Linked DNA regions of Mus musculus: regions 1 and 3 are each linked to region 2. A link is a loop called in an ENCODE intact Hi-C map of the cell type or tissue named here. Cell type or tissue: heart. All regions are shown on one strand.

Region 1 (5,000 bases), 54 kb after region 2:
TGCCTCTACCTCCTAGATTCTGCGATTAAAGACATATGCTACCACATCTGCCCCCATTGACATTCATAAAAAAGGTATGGATTTCCAGGGTTTTGTTGTTTAGCTAAGATGTTATTTAGTCCAAGCCAGCCTCAAATTCTCTATGTATATGACTACGTATCCCTAGGTCTCCTGCCTTCCCTATGTATATGACTACGTATCCCTAGGTCTCCAGCCTTCCCTATGTATATGACTACGTATCCCTAGGTCTCCAGCCTTCCCTGTGTATATGACTACGTATCCCTAGGTCTCCTGCCTTCCCTGTGTATATGACTACGTATCCCTAGGTCTCCTGCCTTCCCTATGTATATGACTACGTATCCCTAGGTCTCCAGCCTTCCCTATGTATATGACTACATATCCCTAGGTCTCCAGCCTTCCCTATGTATATGACTACGTATCCCTAGGTCTCCAGCCTTCCCTGTGTATATGACTACGTATCCCTAGGTCTCCAGCCTTCCCTGTGTATATGACTACGTATCCCTAGGTCTCCAGCCTTCCCTGTGTATATGACTATGTATCCCCAGGTCTCCAGCCTTCCCTGTGTATATGACTACGTATCCCTAGGTCTCCTGCCTCCACTTTCTATAGTGCTAGGATTACAGTCGCTGAATACTTTTTTTTTTTTTTTTTAAGACAGGGTTTCACTATTCAGCCCTGACAGTCCTAAAACTCAGAAGATCTGCCTGCCTCTGCAGTGTTGGGATTAAAGGACTGCTCTTGGGGAACACTCTTTACAACTAATAATATATGAATAGCCCCTCTGCCCTTAGCCTTCCCCCACGTCTAATAAAATGTAACACTCAAATACGTGGTTCAAAAGTGCAGTCCCAAGGTACAGTGCCTGCTTAGCATGTGTAAAGTTCTAGGTTCAACCCTCCCACTACCAGATCAATTTTAAAAAGTGTCTGCTTTTTGCATAGTGTAACAATAAACTGGACAAATTCTGTTTTTAACTGTAATACTAAAGATTACTTTTAGACCAATTGGCTGAGGGCTGGAGAGATAAGTCAACAGGTTTCAGATATTGTTCAAGACTCTAAAGGACTCACATGGTGGCCCACAACCATCCGCAACTCCGGTTCCTGGGGACTTGACAACCCCCTCTGACCTCCACAGACACCATTTATATACGTGGTACACATATACATACAATAACAAAACCATTGTTCATACACATAAAATAAATCTTGGCAAATGTTTTTTTAGAATTAGTGACTTCTGCAGACTCTGGGTCTTTGTCCCTTCAGAACTGCTGATGGTGCCCCCTGGCCATAAGTCTCTCTTGAGACTCCATCAGCTGTTCTCCAACCCCACACTGAAGCCTGGGCTTTCTCACTCCCCTCCTCACAGCCGCCACGCTGATGCTATATAGACTGGGCTGATGCTGTGTAGACAGGACTCGAGTCCTCAGTCTCTTGGAGCCTCATACATATGAGAGAGAGAGCGAGAGAGAGACTCTTAGCTTTATAAAAAAATACAGCTTTTATTATTAAAACACTTAGTTCCTGTTTTGTTTCTTCCAATGAGGAACATAACTTCCCCTTTTGAAGGAGGGTCCCTCTATGTACTTAGCCCAGGTTGGTCTCAAACTACAGCAATCTTCCCACCTCTACTTCCCAAGTACCGGGCCTACAGGTGTGAGCCACTGTGTGTGCTTATAAGAACACATTTATTTTTATTGGGCCAAGTCTTCTGAAACTCCAGGGCAGGGTGCACATGAGGAAGTGGGTTGGGAGTTGACCTCTGACCTCTGTCTGATCTTGCATAGTGGAAAACAGGGCCGTCTTGCTGGAAGAGTCAGAAGAGATGTGTGTACACTGGGGCTTTGGATTCTTCAGTTCTCCTTTCTGCCTTGTGGTCCTCGTCTGCCCTGACCAGTAGGGCACGTGTATGATGCACTGCTCCCCATCCTACGGTCTCTGGTGCAGGGCACACTCTGGATCATCCGAACTCAGTTCTCCAGCATCTGCTCACAGGTTCTCGCCACATCACTAATCTTGAGGCGGGCGTAGTCTACTCGCTTTAGAGCCATTTGACAGTCCTTCCTGGAAGAGTAGCTGGAGCCCTCATGCGGCTGCCCTGTGGCCACCTACAAGTCAGATCAATCAATGGGGTACTGCCTCTCTTTACCACCCACAACCGGGCAGTATTATTTCTCTGGTCTCACATCTTTCCCAAGTTTGATCTACATTAGTTGACTGGTAACTCAGTGTTCTAAGGCAACAACAACAACAACAAAAAAAAAAAAAAAAGAAAAAGCTTAACCACTGTGTGAACCTCATCTATGAAATAGGGACCACAGCGAATACTTCCTAGAGTTTTAGGATATGCCCAGCACACCACAGATGTCAGTAAACAGTAGCAGCTGGAGTAAAGACTCTGGAAGCCTCTTAGCGATGTCTGTCTTCTTAGTCCCCAAGCAAATATGGCCTCACAAGTTTCTGGGAACAACGTTCGGTAGCTTCAGTATTTATTTATTTATTTATTTTTATTTATTTATTTCAGTACCTGGGCCTCTTTATGGTAGGTAAGTGCTCTAACACAGAGCTCCAACTCTCTTTCTGACCTACTGGGTCTGAATTGCCCAGACAAGTTTTGAACTTGTGATCTTCCAGCCTCAGGCACTTAAGTAGCTCAGAATACCGGCCTGTGCCAGCTGGTATGCCTAGGGTATTGTTTATACACCCTAGACATTTTTAATCCTTTCCTTTTAGAGGACTAAACCAGCCCTGAAATGAAAGTACCTATCGCGTAAGAGGCAGTCTTACCTAGCTAAAGCTCAGGGAATCCCCAAGGCTAGGGCGTTGGTTCAGAGCTGGGGTCCCCGCCCAGCACCTTCTAGACACACCCACCTGAGTGAGGTAGCGGATTTGAGCGGATAGCTCTGCCTCCACGTGCTGCACAGAAGTGGTGAAGGCTGCCGCCTGCCGGTCGAGGAGCCGCTCGTTAGTCTTTTCCTTGGACAGTTCCAGGATCGCCGTTCCTGCCAGGGCGGGGAGAGGGCGATGTCAGACCCAGGCTTCAGACTCAGCCCCGCCCTAAGGCTAGCATTCAGGTCCCGCCCCAACTGCACGCAGAGTCCCGGGCTGGTCTTCACCCCTTGCCGTCTGCCCCTCGCTTCCCGAACCTGCGTTCTGGAGGATGGCGCCGATTTCACGCTCGATATCCTCCAGGGCGCGCAGCCGCTCGTTCGCCAGACTGTAGGTAGCCATCGTTCCAGTGGAAAGCCCCACAGGCCGTCTTTTGCGAGGTGTGGCGCCACAGCCCGGAAATGCCTGTTAATGTGCGCCTGCGCAGAGGCCACTGCAGCGAACACTACAATTCCCAGGATGCTCAGCGCGGCCTCGCCCTTCCGAGTCTACCTGGTCTAGTCTGACTGCCAGGGCGCTAATGCCAGGCCAGACAGGGGTGGAAAGAGGCGGTTATTGACTTGTTTTCTGACAGGATCTCAGTTTAGACCAAGTTGGCCTGGAACTCATAGAGATCCTCTGGTGTAATAGGTCTGTCAAAAATGAAGATAGTTTAAAGAGATACTTGTATCTCTTCAGTCTTGACTATCAGAACTTGTCTTCCAGAAAGAGATTTTACACAGTTCTAACAACTTGTCAGACCACTTTACAGGATGAGACTGAAGCCCAGATAATGAATAGTCAGTGATGGGTGTGACCACACACCTTGACTGAGGGTGGGGGTGCGGGTGGGGGTGGGGTACTTAGATGTGCACAACCTTGCTCTATTTAAACTTTGATGTTGCGTTAGCACCCTGAAGACTGACTTGAGGGGGCTTGCCGGATCTCTTTGTCACTCTTCCCAATGTGGCCACATTGGATACGTCTCCTTTTTTAACTTTCCATTTTTAATTGGCTTATTAAAGAAGGGTGGCCAGACATGACTTGGGCACTAGTCTTCCCCTCACCCCCTTCCCCACAAATTGAGTATCACTGCCTCTGCCTCCCTAAATACTGGGATTAAAGATATGAGCCACCACTGAAACAGCCCTGTGGCCCAAAGCCACTCAGACCTCTCTGATTTAGTTAACTGTCTGACTTACTGAATTTATAAGAATTTATTATTAAGCATTGGCCCTGGGCCAGGTGATGACAGTGGGAGTTCAAGTGGGTTCCTCCATACTGGGTAGTCATGGGCTCTTTGGTGGCCAACCTCTCCCAAGGAAAGCATGACATTCTCCGTGCCTAAGGCTTCTTCCTGATCCTGAGCCCAGCTCATTCTCATGTCCTGGTTCCTTCCCTCGACCTTTCTGTCTTTGATTATCAATTAGGTGTGCTAGGCTCTATGGATATAGAGATAAATGAAATGTTCTCTCACTCAATGGTGTTTGTTAGCTTATTTTATTTTATTTGGTTTTTTTGAGACAAGGTTTCTCTTTGTAGCCCTGGTTGTCTTGGAACTTGCTCTGTAGGTCAGGCTGTCCTCGAACTCACCAAGATCCGCCTGCCTCTGTCTCCTGAGTACTGGGATTAAAGGTGTGCATCACCACTGCCCACCAAGATTTATTTATTTAATTTGGTGAGTAAGGGTATTTTGTATCTGTATGTGTGTCTGTGAGTGATGTGCATGCATTGCTCATGGAGGTTAGAGAGGACATTGGATTGTTTAGAACTGGAGCTGTAGGCAGTTTTGAGGTACTGTGTGGTTGCTGGGAATTGAACAGGTTCCTCTGAAAGGGCAGCCATTGCTCTTAACCACTGAGCCATCTCTCCAGCCCTGGAAGTGGTTCTTGAACTGAATTCTAAAGGGCTGTTGTGATGGATGAAAGGTTGTTGTGGAAAAGGGAGCTAGTATTCTCTAAGAGATGGGGCTGTGAAGGAGCCTGGTATGGTTGAGGTCCAGTGAGGAGTTCTGTGTATGTGGAGTGAATGGAATGTGATTGGTGCTCAGGGCTGACATGAAGCTGGAACAGGAAGTTCAGGGAAGCTCAGAAGCTAAGTAATTGAAAT
Region 2 (5,000 bases):
GGTCAGAGAGAGTGTCCCATGCTGACACACACCTTCAACAGTACCATAGGATTGTGCTGTTAGAAGGCGCGATGAACAGGCTTGGTGGTCGACTGTGTAAGGATCTGCACAGAGACTCTTGGATCTCAGGGTTTCCTAAGAGTCAGTCTTTGGGTCCTTTTCTCCTTTGTGACCTTTATTATGAAGCTCACACCCACCCAGGTAACCACTCACCTGCTAATAGTCACGTCCAGGCACCCAGACAGCCATATTAAACTGCCTGAAGGAGGTGCTCATTTTGAATGTCTTAGTTTCAACAGCCTCAGCAAGCCTCATGTGAACCTCATAAGAGACCCCAAATTAATTTGCTCTTTGTCTTTTCTTGTCTTCTTCAGTGAAAAAATATCCGTCAATTTACCTAGGCTGGGAGATTTTGACCCTCCTATACAAGGGCTAACTTCAAGTGCTCTATACTTTTCCTCAGTAGCATCTAAATCTCTTAGTCCTTTTAAACTCTATGCACTCAGTCCCTACTCCCCTTCCAGGAGGAAGATGTCCTCTGCCTCCACACTCTAGTTTCATGTCATTCCAGATTCCATCACACATGCTAGCATTTGATTAACTTAATATAAGTTCTTTTATCTGCTCAGTTCCTTTGAGGTATCTTCAAAGATGTCCTAGGCTGATGTGTGTGGGGGTGGGGTGGGGGAGGGAACTGAGGCTAGCCTGGGCTACATAGCAAGTTCTAGGCTATCATGGACTACATGGTAAGACTCACAAAGACTGAACTCACAAGGCATTTGAGACTCCCTTACTCTGCCTCCAACCTCATGTATCCCGACAGCCCTTGCCCTTGTACCTTAGTCCCACTATGTCACATTCTTTACTTGTCTTGTATCCATGGAATTTCATAGCTGGCTTTTTTGTTCTTTTGTTTTATTCTAAGGCTTGATGAGCCCAAGGGCTTTGTGCATGGTAGGCAACTGTACTATCATGGAGTCCATCTCCAGTCCACTTTTCTCTTAAATTTCATTAACTTATTTTGAGACAAGGTCTACTACAGCCAAAGCAGGCATTAATCCATGATCCTCTACCTCCAAAGTGCTTGAATTACAGGCATGTCACTAAACCCGGCTGTCTCCCAGCAACCCCTGAGCCCCACCACTTTCTCCATTTTTCCTTCTTTCCTCTCCTCTTATCTTCTTCCCTGCCCCCCCCCCCCAAACACACACACACACACAGTTTACACTGTCTAGCACCCAGGAAGGATTTGAACACCAGATCCTTCTGCTTTGACCTCCTGCATGCAGGGAGGCATACGCATATGGCACTAGGCCTGGCCTCCACAGCTGACCTGCTCAAGAAAAAACAAGTGTTGGCCAATATGCACAGGACGAGAGGCAGTATTTTGTTCTTCTCCAAGGAAGGGACTGAAAGTTTTAGTCCGATCATCAGTTGCCACCTGAGAGAAAGATCTGCTTAGTTCAACCAATTTCTCAATGTTCTCTCCTTTCTGCCTCATGACAGATCTAAGGACAACATGCCACCTTCTTGCCTTTCTAGTGATGTCACCTGTGCAGACAACTAAAATTGCCTTCCTTTTTTTTTTTTTTTTTAGCTAGAGTCCCACTGTGTAGCCTCAGCTGGCCTGGGATTAAAGGTGTGAGCCACCACATCTGGCAGCTGCATGTGCTGTTAACCACTAGCCATCTCTTTAGCACTCTTCTCCTTTTTAAAAACAAATTAGTTATTATATACAAGTACACTGTAGCTGTCTTCAGACACACCAGAAGAAGGCATCAGATCTCATTACGGACGGTTGTGAGCCACCGTGTGGTTGCTAGGATTTAAACTCAGGACCTCTGGAAGAGCAGTCAGGGCTCTTAACCGCTGAGCCATCTCTCCAGCCCACTCTTCTCTTTTAAAGGAAGGGTCTCTGTGCTGCCTCTTACATAGGCTGGCTTAAACTCTCAGTTCTCCTGTAGTCTTCAGACAGCTGAGAGCCAGGTGCGGTTTTGTTTGCTCACAATTCTGGGGCTTTAAGCTCATCCTTGGTTACAGAGTCAGTTCAAGACATACTGGGTTTCATGTGACCTTGTCTTAAAAACCAAAAAGGAAAAAAAAAAAAAAGTTGGGCCAGCGATGTACGGCTGCAGTCCCAGCATTTAGGAGGGAAGTGGCTTTCTGGGTTCAAGTCTACCCTCAGCTGCACAGTGAGCTCAAGGCAAGGATGATGTGAAACCTTCTCGGAACAAAACAAAACAAAACAAAACAAAACAAGACAAACAGCAGCAACAATAACCACAAAAACCGTGTAGGGGATAGTGGCACACATCTGCCTCTGCAGGTGGATCTCTGTGAACTCAAGGCCAGCCTGGTCTACATAGTGACTTCTAAGTCAGTCACCTGTGAGATCTTGTGTCAAAAAAAAAAAAAATGCAAAACTGAAACAATAAAAAAATACCACCAGAATCCATGCAGGAGGCAGAGTAGAGGGGCTGGTGAGATGGCTCAGTGGGTAAGAGCACCCGACTGCTCTTCCGAAGGTCCGGAGTTCAAATCCCAGCAACCACATGGTGGCTCACAACCATCTGTAAATAAATAAATAAATAAAGGCCTGATGCTGCTATATTTTAAAAAAAGGAGGCAGAGTAGAAAACAGGATGTCAGAGGGCAAGGGAAGGGAGTTGCTATGGGAGCGGTATCTCCATTCAGCTAATAACAATGTGGCCAGCAGAGGGGACCAAAGTGCAACTTCTCCCAGAGAAGTTCAACAGCAAGCAAGTTGTGCTAAAGGTGGGAAACCGTGCTAGGTCGATCTCTGTCTTTATCCCATGCTACACTGGGTTAACCAGTCAAAAGTTCCCCCAAATGGTCAGGCATGTATGTGAAAGGTTCAGGCAGGAAGACTTCAAGTTCAGACTGGGTTATAAAATGATTCCCCGCTGGCTTGATATACTATCAGGATGTTGTTTCTAAATAAACAAACAAAAAGTAAAAAAATGAAAAAGAAAGTTCTCTAAATGGAAGAGAGTTGGAAGATGGGGAAAATCTAGATAGAATATTTGTGGTTTTCTTTTCCTCACTTTTTTTTTTTTTCTTTTTCAAGTAAGGGTTTTTCTGTGTAGCCCTGAAACTTCCTCAGTAGACCAGGCTAGCCTCGGAGATTCAATTGCCTCTGTTTCTGGATTGCTGGGACCAAGGGCGTGCACTATCACACCTGGCTCTTCTCTCCCTAGTCTGCAGGAAGACTGGGACATTTACTCTAAAATACCGACAACCTGGGTCCAGAATTGTATTCTGAGCACTTAACTTAGTACAGACTGGGGATCCTAGCAGACAGGCTGAGAAGGAACAGCTATGGAAGAGAGGGAAAGCAAGCATGGAGTTGGCTGGTGGAGTGTCTAATCTGAGATATCAACCTGGGCTGCAGAGGTTGCTCTGGGCACCCACCCTTGCCCGTTATGACACTGCCCTGAAACTTCCCACACAACTAGCCTTTATCCTCATAATGAGGTGTTTTTTTGTTTTTTGTTTTTTGCATATGTTCAGTAGTAGAGGCAAGGAGAGGCACAGAGAACTTACTCCCACCTAGTAGAGAAGTCCTTCCTTTCCCACATTCCTCAGACACTCAACTCAGGACCCTATGGCTCCTCCAGGACCCTCTACAGAATGGTCACTATATGTGAGCTGATGGACAGACCCCTAATCCCCATCAGACCCTTGCCATTTCATCCAGAGCCAAACGAGTCCTTTCCCCTCTTTTCTTCTCGGTTCCATCCCTGGTCCCTTAGCTCGGTACCCAGGTCCCTGGCTAGCGCTCCAGCATTCTCACCATCAGGCCCCCTCCAATGAAGCCACCCATGAGCCAAACTTGCAAGCTGAGGTTGCCGTCCGTCCAGGTGGTCTTCCCATCAGGTACCAGCAGGAGGGCGTTGGCCACGATGCAGACCAGGGAGAGAGGGATGAGGGAGAGCCCCAGGCAGCGCGCACACTTTCCAGTACACATGTCTGAGGCTTCCAAACAGGCAGGAGCGGAGTGAACGTGAGCAGGGAAGGAAGTGCCAGGCTCCGGAGTTAAACAGGTGGGAGGCTTGGAGCAAAGGTCTGAGGAGAGGAGTGGCTGGTAGACTCGCAATGATAAGAGAGAGGCCCTGAGGAAGTGGAGGGGCTGCAGCTGGAGAGGTGAAGAGAGGGGTGTGGCAGTAGGCGCTGCGGGAGCTGATTGTACAAGGGAAGGTGACTGGGGTCAGCGTCTTCCTCCTTGGTCTGTGTACACCTTTGTACAGCCCCTCCTTGTCTACTTGAAGACTCAACTGAACCCATCACCCCTGGAAGTCTCAGTTGTTACCATCTGTGGAAAAGGTTGGCTGAAGCCACTTGCCCAGAGAGCTGTTGTAAGGATTCGATGGGTTAGAAAGCCTTGTCAATGAGGAAGTGTGGGACAGATGTACGGTGGCCCCATGATTTCTGTCCCACAGGGAGAGGTCTTTTTCTGTAAAGAAAGTAAAAAGACTACAGTGGAGTCAGGCAGGGCTCACCCCAGTAACTGAGCTATTCAGAAAAAGTGTGTTTGAGATCCACCTGGGTGTACTAGATGGTTTTGTGTGTTACATTGACACAAGTTAGAGACATCACAGAGAAAGGAGTTGAGAAAAGACCTCCATGAGATCCATTGTCTCAATTAGTGATCGTGGGGCAGGGCCCAGCTGTTGGTGGGTTGTGCCGCCTCTGGGCTGATGATCCCAGGTTCTATTTAAAAAAAAAAAAAAAAAAGCAGTGGGCAGTGGTGGCTCAGGCCTTTAATCCCAGCACTTGGAATGCAGAGGCAGGCGGATTTCTGAGTTTGAGGCCAGCCTGGTCTACAGAGTGAGTTCCAGGACATCTAGGGCTACACAGAGAAACCCTGTCTCGAAAAGCAGGCTGAGCAAGCCATGAGAAGCAAGCCAGTAAGCATCCCTGTGGCCTGTGTATAAGCTTCTGCTTCCAGGTTCCAGCCCTGCTTGAGTTTCAGTCCTGAT
Region 3 (5,000 bases), 93 kb after region 2:
GAAGAAAAAGAAGAAGAAGAAGAAGAGGAGGAGGAGGAGGAGGAGGAGGAGGGGAGGAGGAGGTGAGGAGGAGGAGGAGGGGGGTAGGGAATGAATCCTTTCAGGGTGTTTGTTTTTAGACAGGGTCTTGCTGTACAGCTTTGAACTCACAGAGACCTACCTGTCTGCCTCCAGAGTGCTGGGATTAAAGGTGGGGCATCACTGTGATGCTATGCTCGGTTGTCAACTTGACCACATCTGGAATTAACTAACATCCAAGCAGTTGGGCACACCTGTGAGGGATCTTTTCTTAAATCATTTGAAGTGGGAAGACTTTTTTGTTACTTATTTTTGCTTTGTTTTACTTTTTGTTTCTTGATACAGAGTTTCTCTGTGTAGCCCTGGCTGTCCTAGAACTCACTCTGTAGACCAAGGCTAGCCTGAAGCTCAGAGATCCATCTGCCTCTGCCTCTACCTCCTATGTACTGGGATTAAAGGCCAGAAGACTCACTTTCAGTCTGGATCCTTTGAGGTGGGAAAATACAACTTTAATCTAGATCTTTTGTTGTGGGAAGAACCAACTTTAATCTGGGCCCCACTTCCTGCTGGAAACCTACATAAAGGACGTGGAAGGAGACTGCCTTTGCTCTTTGCCTGCTAGCTCTCACTTTGCTAGCAAGTCTGTTCCTTCGCTGGCATTAGAGCCTGCTTCTTTGGGATTTGGGCAAATACTGAAGACCAGCTGCAACATCCATCCTGAACTGAACAACTGCTAGATTCTTGGACCTTCCACTGATAGACAGCCATTGTTGGACTAGTTGGACCACAGTCTATAAGTCATTCTAATAAACTCCCTTCATGAATACATGCATGCATATGTACATACGTACATACATACACGCTACATTTCTTAAGTTCTGTTCCTTGTGAATTTGTATTTAAACACTAGAGATTGTCAGTCAATTAGAAGGTAGGCTGGCCCCTCCTTCCCTCATCCTTCTCTCCCCCTCCCCTCCGTTTTTCTTTTCTCCATTTCCTGAGACACAGAGTCTCATTCTTTTCTCCTGGTTGGCTTTCAGTTGCTGGGCAAACGTGCCCCTCCCACCTCAGCCTTCCAAGTTGCAGGGACTATGGGCACTCACCGCCAGATGTAAGTATGTTTCTGATAGTAATATGAGTTACAGAAAATTCACATCGTTGGTGGAGAGACAGCTCTGTGGGCAGGAATACATACTGCTTTTGCAGAAGACCCCAGTTTCATTCTCAGTTCCTATGGATGGCTTACAACCACCTACAATGCCAGCCTCAGGGGGATCTACCCTCTATTCATGTGTACATACCCATAGACAGACAGACAGACAGACAGACAGAAGACAGACAGACACACATATACACAAGTTAAAAATAAAAAAATCAAATAATTAAAATAAAAAAGAATATTCACACGATACGTTGGAGGAAAAGTCTCTTTAGCAAATAGTGCTGGACAGCCATGAGGACCTGAGTTCTGATTGCACCATCTGAGCTGGGCCTGGTCTTTCACATGCGGTAACACTAGAGCTATGGACACAGGAGGATCACGGGCTGCCAGACTTGTGTGTGTTTGGTGGTGGAGGTGGGGCAGGCAGTTAATCCCAGGGTCACTGAGAAATCTTGCTGCAAAGGAATAAGACAGAATACTGGAGGAGGACACCTGCTCTGGCCTCCGTGAGCTCATGGATGGATATACACCTCTAAACACATGTGAACATGCACCTCACATAGCAACCAAACAAAAATAAGTCACACGATGATTTAATCAAATTACAATACCTCTGCACAGCCTGATGTAGTGCCACACATCTTTAATCCCAGCAGTTAAGAGGCAGGGACAGGCCGGGCATGGTTGCGCACGCCTTTAATCCCAGCACTCTGGAGGCAGAGGCAGGTGGATTTCTGAGTCTACAAAGTGAGTTCCAGGACAGCCAGGGCTATACAGAGAAACCCTGTCTTGAAAAAAAAAATCAAACAAACAAACAACAACAAAAAATCAAACCAAACCAAACCAAACCAAACAAAACAACCAAACCAAACCAAACAAACAAACAAAAAAGAGGCAGGGACAGGTGGATCTCTGTGACTTTGAGGCCAGCCTGGTCTATGTAGCAAGTTCCAGTCCAGACAGGGCTATGAAATAAGGGGTTTCAAAAAAAGAAAGAAGGAAAAGCTTTTACACAGAAAGGAAACCAACAGAGTGTGATATTCACCTGATACCCATTTGACAGGAGGTTACTAGCAGGAACACACATATAAGACCCCCAAGCTGAGGGCTGGAGAGATGTCTCAGTTGTTAAGAGCACACTGATTATTTCTGAACCCGGACTACAAACACCTGTATTTCTAGTTCCAAGGGATCTACTGCCCTCTTCTGGTCTCTATGGGTACTGCATGCATGTGGTGCACAGACAGGCAGGAAAACACATAAATATTTTTCCTGCCAAACATTAGGCATAGAGTGAGGCCAAACTGAAGAGCTTCATCAGGTCCTTCCCCTTGGAGCTCGGGAAAGCCCACGGCAGAGGGAAAGGAAGAATTGTATGAGTCAGAGGGGTCAAGGACACCAGGAGAACATGGCCCACAGAATCAACTAAGTAAGTTCATAGGGACTCACAGAGACTGAAGTGACATTCAAGCAGCGTCTATGGGGCTGCACTGGGTCCTCTGCATATACACTATGGTTGTTAGCTTGGTGTTCTTGTGGGACTCCTAACAGTGGGAGAGGGGGGGTGTCTCTGACTCGTTAGCCTCCCTTTTCCTCCTGCTGGGTTTCCTTGCCAGCCTTGATATGAGGGTTTATGTCCAGTCTTATGTAACCTGTTATGCTGTGTTCAGCAGACATTTCTGGGAGGCCTGTTCTTTTCTGAAGGGAAATTTCAAAGGAGGAGTGAATATGGGGGAGAGGGGAGATGTGGAGGCCTGGGAGAAATGGCGGGAGGGGAGGCTGCAGTAGGAATATCCTGTATGAGAGAAGAGGAGGAGGAAGAGGTGGAGGAGGAGGAGGAGGAGGAGGAGGAGAAGAAGAAGAAGAAGAAGAAGAAGAAGAAGAAGAAGAAGAAGAAGAAGAAGAAAGAAGCCCAAGCTGAACAGACAGTTTTCAACAGCCAATAAATACCAGAATAGATGTTCAACCTCTTCAGCCATTAGGGTAGCACAAACTGAAAGACAGGAGCGGTGTCCTGAATGCCTGTAATTTCATCAGTAAGGTGACAGAGGCAGAAGGATCAAGGTCATCCTCGGAGTGGGAAGCTCAAGGGTAGCTTGAACTGTGTGAGTCTCTCTCTCTCTCTCTGTCTCTCTCTCTCTGTCTCTCTGTCTCTCTCTCACACACACACACCACCACCACCACCACCACCACCACCACCACCACCACCACCACCACTAGAACTTTACAACAGTGAAAATGTACTTCATCCTAGTCCATATAGTTATTATCAAGAAAACTACCCGTGCCAGCATGCCGGTGAGGAAGAGGAGGAAGGAAGGATGCAAGTGTCCCCTTAGACACTGCCAAGGAGTGTTAACTTAGTCCAGCCGTTCCTGAAATCCACACAGTGGTGTTTCAGAAAGTAACAACACAACTATTACGTGACTCAGCTATGCTACTCCTGAGCACCTGAGCACACACTGCTGAAAGCGGCAGGTGGCAGAAGAGCTGCCAGGAACCCATGTGCACCGTGGCACTGCTCACAGTAGCTAAGTCACAGCATCTAGGCTCATCAAGGAAGTATATTCAGCTGTGACGAAGAACAAAAGCATGTCACGTGCAGGAGTCAGAACTGAAGATCATCATGAAACCAGGCAGATCCTGAACACAGGGTCATGTGGGCTTAAATGTGTAGAATTTAGGATTCTTTTTTCAAGTTGTGAAAGTCACTGTAATAATTGGGAAGAGAAAGGGGGACCAGTGTGTAGGGAAAGCAAAAGTCAAGAGAAGGTGATCGTTGTGAATATAACTGAAGTAAGTTATTTACAGACATGGAAATGTGCCCATGAGAGCCGGGTGTGGCGGTACAAGCCCATAGGCCCAGAACTTGGAAAGCTGAGGAAAGAGCACGCTGGTGAGAGAGTCTAAAGCAGGATTCATAGTGAGATGCTGTCTGAGGTGTTGGAGCAGGCGGAGAGCTGGGTGTGGTGGTGGTGGTGATGAATCTTTTAATACCAGTACCCAACAAGCAGAAGCAGGGAGATTGTGTTAATCCCAGTAAACGAGAACAAAGATCATTACCCAAATTCTTTTAGTTGAGTTAAGCAAGCTCATATTAGCCCCACAAACTGCAAGGATAGGAGATTTTTCCAAGAGTTTTTGGTTATGTAGGAACTTGCCAGACCATTTCAAAATTATTTGGCAGAACATCTCATCAGGGTGGAGATTAGGGTATAGGGTGTGGAACATGTCAAATTTCAGAAAATAGGTCACGGCATGGTCAAACCCAAGTCTCATAGAAGACAGGATGAGCTTAGTTTGACCTTGTAATAAGATGGCTTTCAATCTTAAGATGGAGTCAGGCTGGTTCATCATTTGCTGCAAGCTTGAGGTCAGCCTGGCCTACATAGAGAGACCTTGTCTCAAAGTACCTCCAAAATAAAATCTCCTTTCTCCATGCCTCTGTCTCTGTCTCTCTCTGTCTGTCTCTGTCTCTGTCTCTGTCTCTCTCTCTCTCTCACACACACACACACACACACACACACACACAATTGAAATGGAAGAAAAAGTCAAAAATAAGGACCAGGATTTAGCTCACTTGGTCAAATGCCTACGGAGCATGCATAAGGCCCTGGGTTCCAGCCCTAGCACAGAGGGAACTGGGTGTGGTGGCACAGGCCTGGGATCCCAGTGCTTGGGAGGGAGAGCTAGGAGAGTCAGAAATTTGATGCCATCCTTAATTTTTATTTATTTATTTATTTATTTATTTGTTTATTTATTATATGTAAGTACACTGTAGCTATCTTCAGACACTCTAGAAGAGGGAGTCAGATCTCAT

What was found. Peaks named below come from ENCODE experiments on the same cell type or tissue, not always from the same donor. Only the 100,000 strongest peaks of a DNase experiment are listed, where the experiment ranks them.
Region 1: a loop joins it to region 2, with 7 times the contacts of the local background. A loop is called at or near these places in 23 of 42 quality-filtered maps.
Region 3: a loop joins it to region 2, with 8 times the contacts of the local background. A loop is called at or near these places in 34 of 42 quality-filtered maps.

Annotation. Positions count from the first base shown.
Region 1 is chr11:70,450,233-70,455,232 of GRCm38, reverse strand. It overlaps Med11 (mediator complex subunit 11), which reads right to left and starts at 3,315. Exons shown (of 3, transcript NM_025397.3): 1 at 3,170-3,315; 2 at 2,895-3,025; 3 at 1,501-2,131. The coding sequence starts at 3,254. The coding sequence ends at 1,994. It overlaps Cxcl16 (chemokine (C-X-C motif) ligand 16), which reads left to right. Exons shown (of 5, transcript NM_023158.7): 5 at 1-44. In heart, a CTCF peak has its summit at 2,975; DNase peaks (open chromatin) are centred at 1,862 and 3,042; H3K4me3 peaks cover 1,679 bases; H3K27ac peaks cover 1,550 bases.
Region 2 is chr11:70,504,319-70,509,318 of GRCm38, reverse strand. It overlaps Tm4sf5 (transmembrane 4 superfamily member 5), which reads right to left and starts at 4,045. Exons shown (of 5, transcript NM_029360.3): 1 at 3,815-4,045. The coding sequence starts at 3,988. In heart, CTCF peaks have their summits at 2,503 and 2,706 (motif pointing right); a DNase peak (open chromatin) is centred at 2,708; H3K4me3 peaks cover 408 bases; H3K27ac peaks cover 388 bases; H3K27me3 peaks cover 1,854 bases.
Region 3 is chr11:70,411,547-70,416,546 of GRCm38, reverse strand. No RefSeq gene overlaps it. Among named protein-coding and RNA genes, the nearest start is that of Pelp1, 4.0 kb to the right of the region's middle. In heart, no CTCF peak of the experiment used is centred here; no DNase peak of the experiment used is centred here; H3K27me3 peaks cover 231 bases.